Regions from separate parts of the Homo sapiens genome. Here region 2 is linked to region 1. The links are chromatin contacts, found by Hi-C in ENCODE. All regions are on one chromosome and are shown on one strand. Each heading gives the region's core, a stretch centred on a gene start or an enhancer-like site at or near the end of the contact. The rest is flanking DNA. Distances are from core to core; before and after follow the strand shown. Region 1 holds the start of RFC3 (replication factor C subunit 3). Region 2 holds the start of FRY-AS1 (FRY antisense RNA 1).

Region 1 (7,287 bases), core at 3,465-5,964:
CTTCTTGATTTTGCTTGTTTAGCTGTCAATTTCCTTCTGTGGAGATGAGGTCTCACCTCTCATACAATTCCATTCTCACAACTGTACACACTTCCTTTCCTCTCATTTCCCCCTATTTTTATATTATAATTTCTTCATAGGGAAATACACAATTTTTTTTTTTTTTTTGAAACCGAGTCTTGCTCTGTCACCCAGGCTGGAGTGCAGTGGCATGATCTCGGCTCACTGCAACCTCCACCGGGTTCAAGTGATACACCGGGTTCAAGTGATACTCCTGCCTCTGCCTCCTGAGTAGCTGGAATTACAGGCATACGGCACCTTGCCTGGCTAATTTTTGTGTTTTTAGTAGAGACAGGGTTGCACCATGTTGGTCAGGCTGGTCTCAAATTCCTGGCCTCCCAAAGTGCTAGGATTACAGATGTAAGCCACCATGCCCAGCCCATAATGTTTACATTATTTGGATTATGTAAATATTATTCACAGTTGAGCATATTTTAATGCTATAAAATTTCCTTTCTCATGTATTATCTATTCCTTATGTAGTTAGCCCTCCATATATCCCAGTTCCACATCCACAGATTCAACCGAACATAGATTGAAAATATTCAGAAAACAACAACAAAAAATAACAAACCAACAATAAATAATACAAATAAAAAACAATAACAACTATTTACATAGCATTTTCTTTACATTACTTATTGTAAGTAATTTAGAGATAATTTAAAGTATACAAGATGATGTGTGTAGACTATATGCAGATACTACATCATTTTATATAAGGAATTTGAACATCCATGGATTTGGTGATCTGTAGAGGTTCTGGAATCAATTCCTCATTAACACGGAGGAACAACTCTGTACCTTTTATGTACTCTGCTATTAGTAATTGTCTTGTTTTGTCTTTGACTTAGTGTTTAACACACACCTTGCTAATTTATTACTAAACTCTTTTCTATAGGAGTAAATCTCATCTCAGTATGTGCAAGCATATCAGGTATTAATTTTATCTTCTTGAAGACAGTAATCCTCCTGCTTCTGCCTGGACTGGTGGTTTTCCAAGCTTGTTCTGTCTTTGTCGCCTGGGTCATCCTCTCACTTTGCTCCACTGTGGGATCTCCCGTGTTCAAGGTTTGTCTCTCACAGGCCATAGATTAGTCATATTTCAAACATCAAGATGATAATAACATCAGCGATGAGAGAAACAAAGCCCCGAAGGAATAAAGACCCTATCTTTTTACCCCTAGGATATTTAATCACATTTTGTGTTTTTAAAGTTTTAATTGTTTTTTCATGCCATTTCACTTAAAATAAAATTTCCTTTTAAATGCCTATGAATGAGTATTTTCAGTTTTAACATATTACCTTTTAAGAAGGTAGCAAGGGTAATTGAAGATGTGTTAAATATATATCACAGTTAAATCATACAGAAAGTAAAGTGTTTTTTTTTTGGTTTTAGAATTGTAGTTGCGTATATAAAAGCATCAGTAAAATAGGTGGTTTGTAATATGCTCAAGTGGAACAATTTATGTTTTATGATTTTGAAGATCAACAAGGTGAAATCCACAAAGTTCAGACATGGACTTAACTCCCTGTAACTAGCCATACCAAACAGAAACTCAGCCAAGATTTCTGCAACATTAACAAGCTGATTCTAACATTTATATGAAAATGCAGAGGACAAAAACTGGCAAAGATAATCTTGAATAAGAATAGAAGTCAAACTACCAGAAACCAAGACCTATTATAAGGCTATAGTAATCAAGACAGTCTGGTACCTGTGCATAGATAGACAAATAGATTGATGGAACAAAACAGGGAGTTCGGCAACAAATCCACACATACAAGGTCACATGATTTATGACAAGGTGACCCTACAGTACAGTGAATAAAGGTCTTTTTAATAAACACTGCTGGTGTAACTGGATATCCACATGGAAAAAAATGTACCTTGACCTTTTAGACTTTTTTTTTTGTATGGAGGCATACAAAAAAAAAATTCCAGTGGATTTAAAATCTAAATGTGAGAGCAAAACCATAAAACTTGAAGAAAAACTCACAGAAGAACATCTTCAAGACTTTGGAGTAGGTAAAGATTTTGTAAAACAGTACAAGCTGAACTATATTTAACTTAAGAACTATTTATCAAAAGACACCATTAACAGAGATTAAAGCCAAGCCACATGTAGGAAAAAGATTATTTAAAATACATGCATGAAAAGGAAAGAAATTAATAAGAAAAAGACAAACAATCTAATAAAAATAGGCAAAATATTTGAATAGTCACTTTACAAAAGAATATTCTAATAATTAATAAGATGCTCAACATCATTTATCATTAGGGAAATTAAAATCATAATGAGATTTCTCTGTAAACCTGCCAGAATGACTAAAATTTAAAAAGGTTGTTGGTTGGTGAAGATGTGGAGAAATTGGAATCTTTTTGCATTGCTCATGGGAATGTAAAGTGGTGCAGCCACTGTGGAAAACGGTATGGCAGTTACTCAAAAAATTAAACTTACAATTACTATATGATTGCCGGGCGTGGTGGCTCGCTACTGTAATCCCAGCACTTTGGGAGGCCGAGGCAGCTGGCTTGCCTGAGCTCAGGAGTTCGAGACCAGCCTGGTCAACATGGTAAAACCCTGTCTCTACTAAAAATACAAAAAATTAGCTGGGCGTGGTGGTGCACAACTGTAACCCTAGCTACATGGGAGGCTGAGGTGGGAGGATCGCTTGAACCCAGGAGGTGGAGGTTGCAGTGAGCCGAGATCGCATCACTGCACTCCAGCCTGGGAGACAGACTGGGACTCCATCTCAAGAAAAAAAAAAAGAGCTAAGATACCTGAGGGCCAGAGTCATTAAACATTAAAGTGATTGCAGCTGTAGTTTACCAACCCCGAGGACTTTACTTCCTCTGTAGCAATTTCTCATATCCTATATATTCAAGAGTCTGGAGTAAAATTGCTAGATAAATACAGGGCCCTGGTTACATTTGAATTTCAGATAAAGGCTGATTTTTTTTCTCATATAAGTATGTCCCTGGCAATATTTATTACAATTTCAAATATTGCCAGGGACATACTTATATGAGAAAAAAAATCATTTGTAATAAATTTTGCCATAGACATATGAAAAAGCTTCTGAAATTCAAATTTAACTGGACTTCCTGGGTCACCACACTATTTCTCCTTCCTCAGAACCCCCAACAATATTGAAGCACATGTCTTCATGTGCTTCAATGGTAGAGACATGTCTTCACGGTAGAGACCATCAACCACTGCTCCTTATTGAAGTTGTCTGTCATGCCTGTGGTCACTCTTGCCAAATTATTGATCATTCTAGCACTTGGTTCTTCTCTTTATTCCTCTCAGTACTTATTTCCATTATCATTCATTATGATTATGATATACACATAGACCACAATTCAGTATCCCTGCTTCTGATTTCCTTTACCTTCTCATTTCAAACACTTCCTCCATTTCAATTCCAAAGGAGAGAAGCATAAAGAAGATGAAGCTTTTTTGCAATATTAAATAGGGTGGTCAGGGAAGCCTCAGTGAGGAGATAATACTTGAGCCAACATCCTGAAGGAAATGAGGGACCCAACTCTGCTGACTGGAGAAACATAGTCCAGGAAGAGGAAACAGTAATTGCAAAGGCCCTGAGGCAGAAGCCTTCCAGGCTTATTATAGAAAGTTTCTCGAGAACAGGGATTAAATCTTATACTTGGTGGTGTGGATAATACCTTACCTGCAGGAGTAATTCATGTAATATGACGATTCATAGAAGAACATGATAAATTATTGATTAATAAATGAGTAAGAGGCACCTTGGTGAAAGGTTATTAAGTATATTTGGAAATCATTTCCTGCCTGTAAGACCTTGCAATCAAATGGCAGGACTTAGGGTTCTTAATAATACATAAAATAAAAGCATAAATTAAATAAGGAATTAATATTATGTACAATGAGTAAAGTGCATTTTGAGAGGCACTATTTGAAGAGAACTTCAAAAGTTGCATATCAACTTCATATGCAGAATATTTTTCTGAGGGGTTCAGATGCTTCTACACATTTTAATTGGAGGGCTTTCAAATATTCTAGACTTAGAATGCATATTAACCTCGTGTCTTCTCCCCTACAGACCACATTTGGGTAGTTTTTCCATGCTCTTGATTCTTTTGTTTCTAATCCAATAAGAATATTGAGGAATAGAGGTAACAAAGGATAGTGAAGATCAGACATTTTCAAGCGATTCATCCAATGAAGCTTTACTGGGTACCTGCCAAGTGAGTGAAACCCTGAGATGTATATATTCTAGTGCCGAGGACAGAGTTCCACACCTAGCAGATATTTAGTAAATTTTTGTTGAATGAATTAAGTGAATGAAAGAATGAATAAATGAAAGGAACGGTCTTCTCTGAGGTATCTGGATGTGACGCCAAAAGGGTCAGAACCACATTTTCAATTCCGCTTGATAATTTCTAGAATATAATAGACGGTGCGAACAAAGAGAAAATAAATAAAGCAGTGAACTTCAGAACTAGAGGGCATCGACGCGGCAGCTGATTTTGTCTGCACACGGCCCCCGTAGCCTTTCCGTCCAAAATCATTTACGCGGCCGCGACCGGTAGTGACGTCACGAGATTTGGAGCTCGCGGGAAAACTTGTCTCTGCGTTGTGGGGAGGACGCGCGCTCGCGCGGGATTTTCAAGCGTAGGCCCCCGGGAACTCGAGCTGCCATGAGCCTCTGGGTGGACAAGTATCGGCCCTGCTCCTTGGGACGGCTGGACTATCACAAGGAGCAGGCGGCCCAGCTGCGGAACCTGGTGAGTCTGCGGGGGCCGGGAGCGTGGGAGAGGGGAGGCCCCCCGGCTCGGGGTTTCGCGCCCCCCTGAGGAGCAGTGCTTCTCCCGCCCGCATTGGAAGGTGATAAGTGCTATGGAGAAAAATAACACAGGGAAGGGGGAAGAGGTGTGGGAGGCTGGCTTGTATTTTTAAACAAGAAAAGCTCCACTGAGAAGTGGCATCTGAGCCGAGACTTGAAGGAAATTGAAAAGTCATAAATACAGAAATCCGAGCAAAGAGTGGAACAGGTAAGAGGGGACAGCAAGTGCAAAATTCCCGGGCAGGGATGTGCACGGCATGTTCTAAGAACCTCAGGAGGCCGGCGTAGCCGATAGTGGTGAACCAGCGGGAAGGGTAATCGGAGATGGGTGTATGTGTTGGGATGGAGTTGGAGTGCAGACCCAGTCAGTCTCAGAATAAGACGAGAAGCCGTTGGAGCATTTTGAGCGGAGATGACACCATGTGATTTACTTTCTAGCTGGCTTAAGATTTCTCGATGTCATTGTCATTTACAAGTAAAGTGTTGTAAATATGTATTTACTCCAAAGATCGTTTCTAATTCTCAAATAAATTGTATTAGGACGTTCCTGAGATTAGTTTTTTTTTTTTTTTTTTTTTTTTTTGAGACGGAGTTTAGCTGTTGTCGCCCAGGCTGGAATGCAATGGCGCGGTCTCGGCTCACTGCAACCTCCGCCTCACGGGTTCAAGCGATTCTCCTGCCTCAGCCTCCCGAGTAGCTGGGATTACAGGCGCCCGCCACCACGCACAGCTAATTTTTGTATTTTTCAGTAGAGACGGGGTTTCACCACGTTGGCCAGGCTGGTCTCGAACTCCTGACCTCAGGTGATCCGCCTGCCTCGGCCTCCCAAAGTGCTGGGATTACAGGCGTGGGCCACCGTGCGTGGCTGAGATTAGAGCTTTGTGAAAGATCCTCTCCCCTCTATCCTGATGCCTCTTTGTCTGTTGTAGTTGATAAAAGTGCCCAATGGCAATATTTTGTGAGAACGAACTGAATCTTCCAGGGAGTAGAGAGTAAAGAAGGATCTTTAGGAGAATAAAGTGTCTGTGGAAGACATTTATCCACTCCTTTTAAGGAACTCAAATTAATATATGATGCTGATGGAAACGTTTTTGCCCAATACCCTGGTTTTCCCTTCCGACCTTTCTTAGATTTACAGATACTATTTAATTAAGTGCGTCTTAAAAATAAGAAATAATAAGAAAAGATTGTACACGTAAAAATCATTAGACTAGTTGATAGTGTTGTGACATTGAAGGTTTTTTTTTGGTCTCTTTATTGATACTGCATGTATACTAATTTAAAATAAATTGATTACTGCAGTATCCATCATTTATAGACAAATTACATTTTCCGTCAATAGCTTTGTCTTCAGTTTTCCTAGTGATAGAATACATTTTATTTTCTGTGGCCACATTTTGTTGTACAGAATTTGGAATGTATATTTTGGACATGAATTTAATATAATGGTCTTATGTGTTAAATTTGCTTTTAAGAAATGTTCACCTGTTTACTCTTTTATTTGCAGCTTAATCAAACTATGAAACATTTAAAGCATAACCCTTATTTTTGATTAGATTGAAGTTGAAAAAACAAGGCAGTAAGTGTCTGTGGGACACTTGCCATTTTCCAGGCAGTATATTAGATTGAATAGTTCTTTTCCTTGGGACTTTTTAGTGACAGAGATGGATGAGTTTACAAAGTATTAAAATTCATTGCAATAAGCGCTTCTCTTAAGATACGTATTCCATTTTTTCAATAATGGTTATTTACAGAACTTCACCTTACAAGACTTTATGCTCCCGAGGCTAAGGTCTGTCACCCACTCATCTTTATAGCCTTCATAGCACTGGTTCCCAAACCAGACTGATCATCAGAAACACCCGAAAAGCTTTTGCAAAACTCATCATCAGCAGATACTGTTAGTGCCCTACCCAGTCCTCTTGCTTTTAAGTGCACACAGACTGACTTCTGACTTCTAACTTTGTACATCTGTACTTTGCCTGAGGGCTTTTCTCTCTGTGACACCCATAGTAGATTTGAAATGCCTGGAATTAATGCTCTTTCTTTTCCCCCATCCACTTTTCTAAGCAGGCTTCAAGAAAGAACTCATCAGAGATAATCATACGGCAGCTTCCCCACCCTTTGGGTGGGTTAACACTCTGGTGGGTGTTTATGTTGGCTTTAAGAGTTTCCCTAGCAGGATCAAACACAGATACCTAGAGCCATTCAACTTGACAACACACTCTTACTGGCTGCCTTCCTTTCCCTGTTTCGCATCCCCACTCTCCTATGAAGTTTTCCTTTATCTCACAAGTAACCTCCCAAAGAAACCAAATGCACTGAATTGTTATCACAGGGACTGTTTCTAATAGTCCGAAGTAAGAAAGGCCTGAATCTCAGAGTTACAGAATCCTA
Region 2 (7,287 bases), core at 1,842-4,341, 1.8 Mb before region 1:
CCTGTTATCTTTCACTCAGTCCCCAACATCTATGCCTAATTCCATGCTTGACAATTCATTGTATGTTCTCCTAATATTTTTAAGGAAGGATCCCTCATTTTTACAGGTATGAAAGCTGAGATAGCTTTAGGTCCTCTTAAATCATAACTGAAGTCACTAGCAAGCCAGGAACACATTCAGATTTTACTGTTGCATTTTAAAGTACCTCTGTCCAGGTGCCTCTTCTGACTAATTTTTTTATGCCCCCCCAGAGAGAGAGAAGACAAAAGGATAAATGTTTCAACTCAGCTTGCAGCGGGTGTCATTCTATTTGATTTGCAGGCCTTTCAACAAAACAAAAGCCCTTTTCTGTTCTTTTACAATATATGTCCTCTTTAAAGGTACTCGAATGAAGAAAAAGCATACACTGGACAAGATTTCAGGTTCTAAGAGACAGAAACTGGGCTCTTAGATGCTGATTCACTCTTCACAGTGAAAGCTAGATGGCATTGAAAACATTATTTTCTAAGTAGCATTTACATTTTTATGACCGTTTCCCTTGAAATATATATGAGTGGCATTCTCAGCAAGTTAGTATGTTTATAGTAGTTAAATACTGAAAACTTATGTATTTAAGTATTGAAAACTTTAAAAAGCCAGTTAAAAATTTTTTAAAATAAAGTCAACAGAGAGAATCTCTATATATTTGAGTAACAATATACAATAGCATGTTTGCTTATTGCAACTGATTTTAAATGTCTCCAACTTGCTCTCCCCAAATAGTTACCACTGGTGTTCAAAAGTAATATATCTTTTAAACCACATAAAGAGTAAAGAAAAAAAAGTATTTAGCTTTTTAAAAAAAAGTTCTATTCTAGAGTCACTAAGGATTCATAATAAGAATGAATGGGCCAGGCGCAGTGGCTCATGTCTGTACTTTGGGAGACCAAGGCAGGTGGATCACCTGAGGTCAGGAGTTCAAGATCACCCCAGCCAACACTGTGAAACCCTATTTCTACTAAAAATACAAAAATTAGCCGGGCATGGTGGCGCATGCCTGTCACCCCAGCTACTCAGAAGGCTGAGGCAGGAGAATCGCTTGAACCCGGGAGGCAGAGGTTGCAGTGAGCCAAGATTGCACCACTGCATTCCAGCCCAGGCGACAGAGTGAGATTGTCTCAAAAAAAAAAAAAAAAAAAAAATCAATGTAGCTAAAATTTAATGAAGTGTTAACTATGGGCAAGATACTATGCTGAGCCCCTTTCATACATAGTGTTATTTATTGTTTCCAACAACTATAGGAAGAAGGTACAACCCCATTTTACAGATGAGGAAACGAAGGCTTAGCAAAGTTAATAGCTTACTTTGGGGCTCAAAGCTAGTAAGGGCTGGTGCCAGGAGCGAACATGGGGCCCTGCCTTGAGAGCCCATGCCATCGTTAATCGCAGGGCACTGTGCAGCCTACCTGTTCATTCACTGCCATCTGAGTCTTGGCAAGCATCAGATGGGCGTAGGTATGAAATTTATTTTCAGATATAATAATTGTTTCAAGGTAAAACCTTTGGGTCTTATTTTACCTAGAATCCATACATTCAAAGTACAAGTGATAAAATCAGTTCAGCAACTCTAGTATGCACATGAATTAAAAAGAAGTCAATCTGGTGAGAGATTTCATCAGAATAAAGTGTATAAGTGGAGTTGGAAATCTGAGTGATTGAGTGCTTGCCATTTGGGTAAGTGTAATGAGTTTGAAAAACTAATTGTATTGATGAAGTATCTTAGGGCCTTTCAGAACATAGTTCTAGAAGTTTTATTTAGTGTTGAATTTTAAAAATTCTTTGTCCTAACAATAAAAGTACATTGTAGTCTTTCCCTTCCATTTTTAAAATGAACTGTTAATCTAGGAAGTCCTGTTTGTGTGTTGATTTGGGGAGTTAGCCCAACATTTGCTATGTTAAATACTTATTAACATGGTTTATTACTTTTTTCTGTTTTTTAGACAACATTAATCATGAATGTACTGGGACTTGGGAAGGATCCTGTGGTTTATGAGATAGTTGGCCAAATCCCACCTCTTCCAACATAACCTGTCATTATTAAAATATAATACTCTTATTTAATCCCCTGGTCAAGCTAAATGATAATGTGAAACAAAGCTAACCAAAATCAGGACACCTGATATCAAGAATTCATGAAATCAAGAGCCATTGTAGAGCAAGGAATCTAATGCTTTTGCTTCTTATCCTTTTCATACAAATAAAATAAGCTTCACTGGGCTTAGTGAGTCTTAGAAATGAGAGGTTTGAGAATAAGATCCATTGTGGAGTGTGTGACATTACAAAAACAAGCCAACTAAGCAGTGTGTACTGTCCCCTTAGAGTGCACACGTTCGGGCTCCGATGCCCCTTGAAAAGACTGCATTTCTGGGAGGGAAAAGTAAAAATGCAGATACCACCATGCGTGTGGAAGGCAGGGAAGAAAAAGCCCAGACAAGCGTCCTCTTGTTGAGTCTCTTTACTGCAACGAGGCTGACGGATGGGGTTTTTCAAAACGTCGCTGCAACCAGATGCAAGGCTGCAGCTTTGCTTACCGCAGCGTGCTGCAGTTGTGTTTATTTCAGGGACAGACACAAGGGGAAGCAGCAGCCAGAGCACACCCGGGCCGCTCACGGGAAGCCTTGCTGAAGAGAGAGGATCCGCAGAAGCTGGGAAATTCCTCCCGCAGCCTAGGCGGAGACTGAGCCGCGGCTCAGGTTGAGACAGTGGGCAGGGGCAGGGGGCGGCGCTCCCGGCCCATCCCTTAGCCCCGCGGCGGCCGTGTGGGCCGGAGGCTGCCTGCACCGCGTCAGGGAGGCCGGCCTAGAAACCCTCCCTCCCAGAAGAAAGCCGATCCCAGTTCAGGTGGGGTCTTCCTCGGTTGCGTACCTGGCTGGAGCCGAGCTGGTGGGCGGCCGGCAGCCGGCGTTTCTGGTGATGACAGCCCCGAAATGAAAGCAGCGCGGCCGCCGCCTCCGAGGGCTGCAGGGAGATCAGCGTCCAGCAAATAAGAAGCAAGTCCTGGACCCGGAGGAGGAGGAGCGGCCGAGCATCTCTCTCTGCTCCGCCGTGTCCTTTAGATGAGCACTCCCGGCCGGAGCCGGAGGTGGATCCGCAGAGCTGCCTCTGGGCGCCTGACCCCGCGCTGACATCACAACCTGTGACAGGCGCATCACGCCCGGTACCTGCTCCCGGCCGCTGCCCGTCCTCCCAGCCTCTTTGTATGCCGCAGACATGGCCAGCCAGCAGGATTCGGGCTTCTTTGAGATCAGTATCAAATATTTACTGAAATCCTGGAGTAATAGTGAGTAATAGAAAATAACCTTTTTGTTTGTTTGTTTGCTGGATGTTGCATAAGGCTGGAGACAGAAAATCTCAACTGGACACATATGTTTGTGAGCCGCGGAAGTTTTTCTTTTTTTCTTTTCTTTTCTTTTCTCTTTCTTTCTTTCTTTCTTTCTTTTTCTTTCTTTCTTTCTTTCTTTTTTTGCTCCCATCTGCTGTGAAAATCAAAATGTCAGAGACTGAACTAGCTTTCCTTAAGTGCAAAGGCTGCAATGGAATTACAGTAGATTGTGTTTGATTAAATTTTCAAGTGAGGCAGCCCTTCAGACTCTGGGGGAGCTCAGGATCAGGCATTCCTGGCTGCATTTCCTGCCTTGATGTTTATTTGATTTGTTCAGGCTTTCTCTAAATATTTTGTGAAGTGTGATTTAATCAAAGGGGTGTGGCAGGGTTTCAGAGTACTTTGTAATTGTTTTTTTAGGGTATTGTCTGAAGAAAGAAAAGTATTTAATAGTCCAAAACCTAGGACATCCTTTTTGTATATAGAGGCATCTGCAGATTTATTTCATCTCTCCCTCTTCCATGTGGATGATGTTCTGAATGCCATTTAATATTTGAATTTTTAAAAATCCTGATGTTTGCTATAGTCCAAATATTGTGCTTTTTTGAAACATAAACAAGTGAGGTTCTGACCCTAATTATTTATTAGGATAGCAGAATATGATGGCTCCTGAAGTTCCATTTCTGACCTACATAAGGATTTTAGCAATACGCTATTTCAAAAAGACAACCTCTAAGCTGCCGTGGATCTGGAATCAAATTAAAATGAGGCCTTCAGGTGATCAATGATGCCTTGTATTTTCCGAACTGTTTAAAAAGAAAGTCTTCTCTATTTCACTAACAGCCTTTGTACTTGCTTTGGATAAAAGATCAGCAGGTATTACTGATGCTTTATTGTTTTAAATAAAAAAATTTTTTCCCCGTGAAAATTTTAATATTGTATTATGTGCATACTGATTAACCTACCTGTGCTCAAAGAGCTAGTGATTAATTGTCTCCTACACAAATGACCTGTGGCCAAGATTGTTCTTATATAAACAAAACCTGGGCAGGAGAACCTGTGCTGCAATTGCTTTGAGGAAAAGAGCTAAAGTACCTTCAGCCTTAAGGTATTCAGGGATGTGCATCTCTAAATGATATCCATAGAAACCATTTTTTCCAGGTCATTTTGCACCACTGTATACACTATGGGGCTTGTCTGAAGCTGTTTTTCTACAAGTGGGAAGCCATTTGGGAGTAATACTGTTGCCCAAACAGCATTCTTTACTTGTCATAGCTATAAATCATTTAACTTGGACTCATTATTTTTATAATACTTTACACTCAAGGATGAATCTTCCTTTGTCTATCTGCTCTTTGATTAATGAAAAGAATTTGACATACAGTGTTCTTTATGGAGCAGTTTTCCAATAACTGAAAAAACTCACTTTTGAGTTGACATCAGTACGTGGTTTTTAAACATATTTGATTATTCCAAGACCAGACTGTTTTCTTCCATCAATTTTTGTCATTGCATCATTAAATAGAAAATTATGTTGTGACAATACTGAGGCCAATGGGATTTCTTTTAAAAATTTCTCTCCCCTTGTCTATTTTCAAATCACTCTAGATAAAGTATATATTCTCTCCACCCTTCCTAAACTCCTCTCCCCACATACATACTTCAGGAAATGATTCAAAATGACTGTTCATTTCTACTTTGAGAATATCTGTGATACAATTTTGAATTCTTCCAATTCATTCAGCAAATATTTATTGAATACCTACTATGTGCCAGGCTGTGGGGCTACACAAGGTGAATAAGACACAGTCCCTGCCCACTATATTAATTTTTTTATTTCAGAGTAGTGAAGTTGGTGGCTTTCCAGCATTCTTTTGAGGGGGAGAATGTTTTTCAGTCCTTTCTTGAAAGAGGAAGAGGAAATATACTTTGTTTATCTTCTTTAAGCTTGTTACAACACTAACCTGCTTACAATCTAGCATAGTTCTCATTGCTAAGTTTTACATATTTTGAGCAGCAAAGAGAGAAAGGAATTTGTCTGTGTAGAAGGCAAAGTAGAAACAGAAGCCCTAAGGCTCAACATACTCAGTGTAACCTTGGCTGAGAGGATGCACCATGAGGCAAGCGGCTAATTGCACCTGCATGCACCTGCACGCGCATGCCTGGCCTCACAAGTTTGAGAGGTGAGGATGTCTGCCCACATACCTGAATGGAGACTCAGCCTCTTAATTATATGGTGGTGCTTATTTACAAAAGTGCAGTAATTAAAAAGCAATAAAACAAACTCTATAACTATGACTGGCTGTTTTGCAAGGTGTTAGAAGAAAGGTAATTCCATAAGCGTTTCCAGGTAAAGCTTTCCATATTTTTTTAAATGGCACATTGTGGGGAAAATGTAATTATATATATATTAGTCCCCTCCAAAGAATTCACAGGCCAATAAATAGATCAGTCGCTGGCTAGTGAGATGTACTAGCTTTCATTCGATGTTCATTTTGGTGTTCTCCTCTTTATCGGCACGTCTACTCTGTCATGCTGCCCTTTGATTTGAATGGAGGTGGGAATTAAAATGGCCTTGATGTCTGGAAATAAAATGTCCTATGTAGACCTGAATATGGAGGCTTTCCTGTCCCCTTGGATGTCTGTCCTGTTGCTCTTCCCTGCTCTTATCCAGCCTTTCCCCAGCTGTCTAGTGGTTCTCACGGCTGCGGCCCCTTGTTAATCATGGCCACAGCCTCCACATGCCCTTCTCAGTTTAACCTGGAATGCTCCAGTGGTGTCCTCACAGTCAAAGGCTGCTCCCCAGCTCCCTTTTGCCTCTGAGTGTCAGTGGTAGCCACTCAGGACCCTCTTTGAGCTCCTCGTTCATCCTCTCTCATGTTTTTCTGCTCCAGCCAACCAAGCTTAATCTACTCACTCTCCTCTGTATTTAACTAACATGCTCCCAAATTCATGCCTGTACACCCATCAGTCTCCTAATAAGGCCTCGCTTACCTAGAATGTAAAAATGGCAGGGCCAAATGGGCTTCAGATCTCTTGCTCCTGCACTTGCATGGCTTCGGACAGTTAAGTAATCACTCTCAGTTTCCTCATCTGTAAAATGTACGCAAAAATAATGGGTACCTCATAGGAGTAAATGAGGTATTAAGATGTAAAGCACTTAGCACAATACCTAGCACATTGTAAATGCCCAATAAGCATTAAAATAATATTCATGTATTCTAATGCCCTCCTCCCTTCTAAATCCACTTCAAATCGGATGTAGACCATGTCTTCCCTTAGCCTTGGCATCCAAAGTGGGTTATTTTATGAGTAATCAACACTTGCTACACTCTAGAGAAGAGAACTACATAAATAAATGTCAAAATTAGTTGGTTATTTTGGGCTGGTTTTTTTTCTCCCAGATTTACATTTTTAACTTTACCCCTTGACTACTTTAACTTTCTACCTCACTTACTATTAAAATATCCCACTTACCCTAAGTGCATACTTTCTAGCAGCTTGGGAGTTGGTCTGGGAATTTTCTTAGTGGCAGAAAGTCACTTTGGCCTCTTAGGTTTGCTAGAGAACAAGTTTAAAGTGGATAGTTCAAGCTATTTTCCAGGAGAGAAGGGCTTGCTGTATACCATTTCACAGAGCTGGTGTGTGAGCCCCCACACTAATCTGAAAGCTCTAAAGGGCGTCCTTGTGTCTCTGTCCACCCCAGGATGCCTGATGAACACACAGGGCCCAATGAATGAAGGTACATTCAGAATCTGTTCAACACCTTGCTCTTTCCAGGGCAGTGTGAATCCTTCCTATAACATATGGCAAATCTTGCTACACCATCGAGGGAAACTTTTGAATGCCCATTAACTCTTTCGCATATTTAGAATTTCATTGACAAATGAACTGCTCTGGGGAACTGAACAATCTCTTTGCAGTAGG

The links. A loop is a pair of places that touch in the nucleus more often than their neighbours do. Pooled maps may share reads with other maps.
Region 2: a loop to region 1 is called in a pooled map, with 3 times the contacts of the local background. The contact joins the promoter of FRY-AS1 here to the promoter of RFC3 in region 1. A Hi-C loop is called at or near these places in 4 of 50 pooled maps.

What each region holds. Positions count from the first base shown.
Region 1 is chr13:33,813,435-33,820,721 of GRCh38, forward strand. It overlaps RFC3 (replication factor C subunit 3), which reads left to right and starts at 4,715. Exons shown (of 9, transcript NM_002915.4): 1 at 4,715-4,831. The coding sequence starts at 4,745.
Region 2 is chr13:32,028,548-32,035,834 of GRCh38, forward strand. FRY-AS1 (FRY antisense RNA 1) reads right to left here and starts at 3,092. Exons shown (of 4, transcript NR_103839.1): 1 at 2,904-3,092. It overlaps FRY (FRY microtubule binding protein), which reads left to right and starts at 3,227. Exons shown (of 61, transcript NM_023037.3): 1 at 3,227-3,318. The coding sequence starts at 3,249.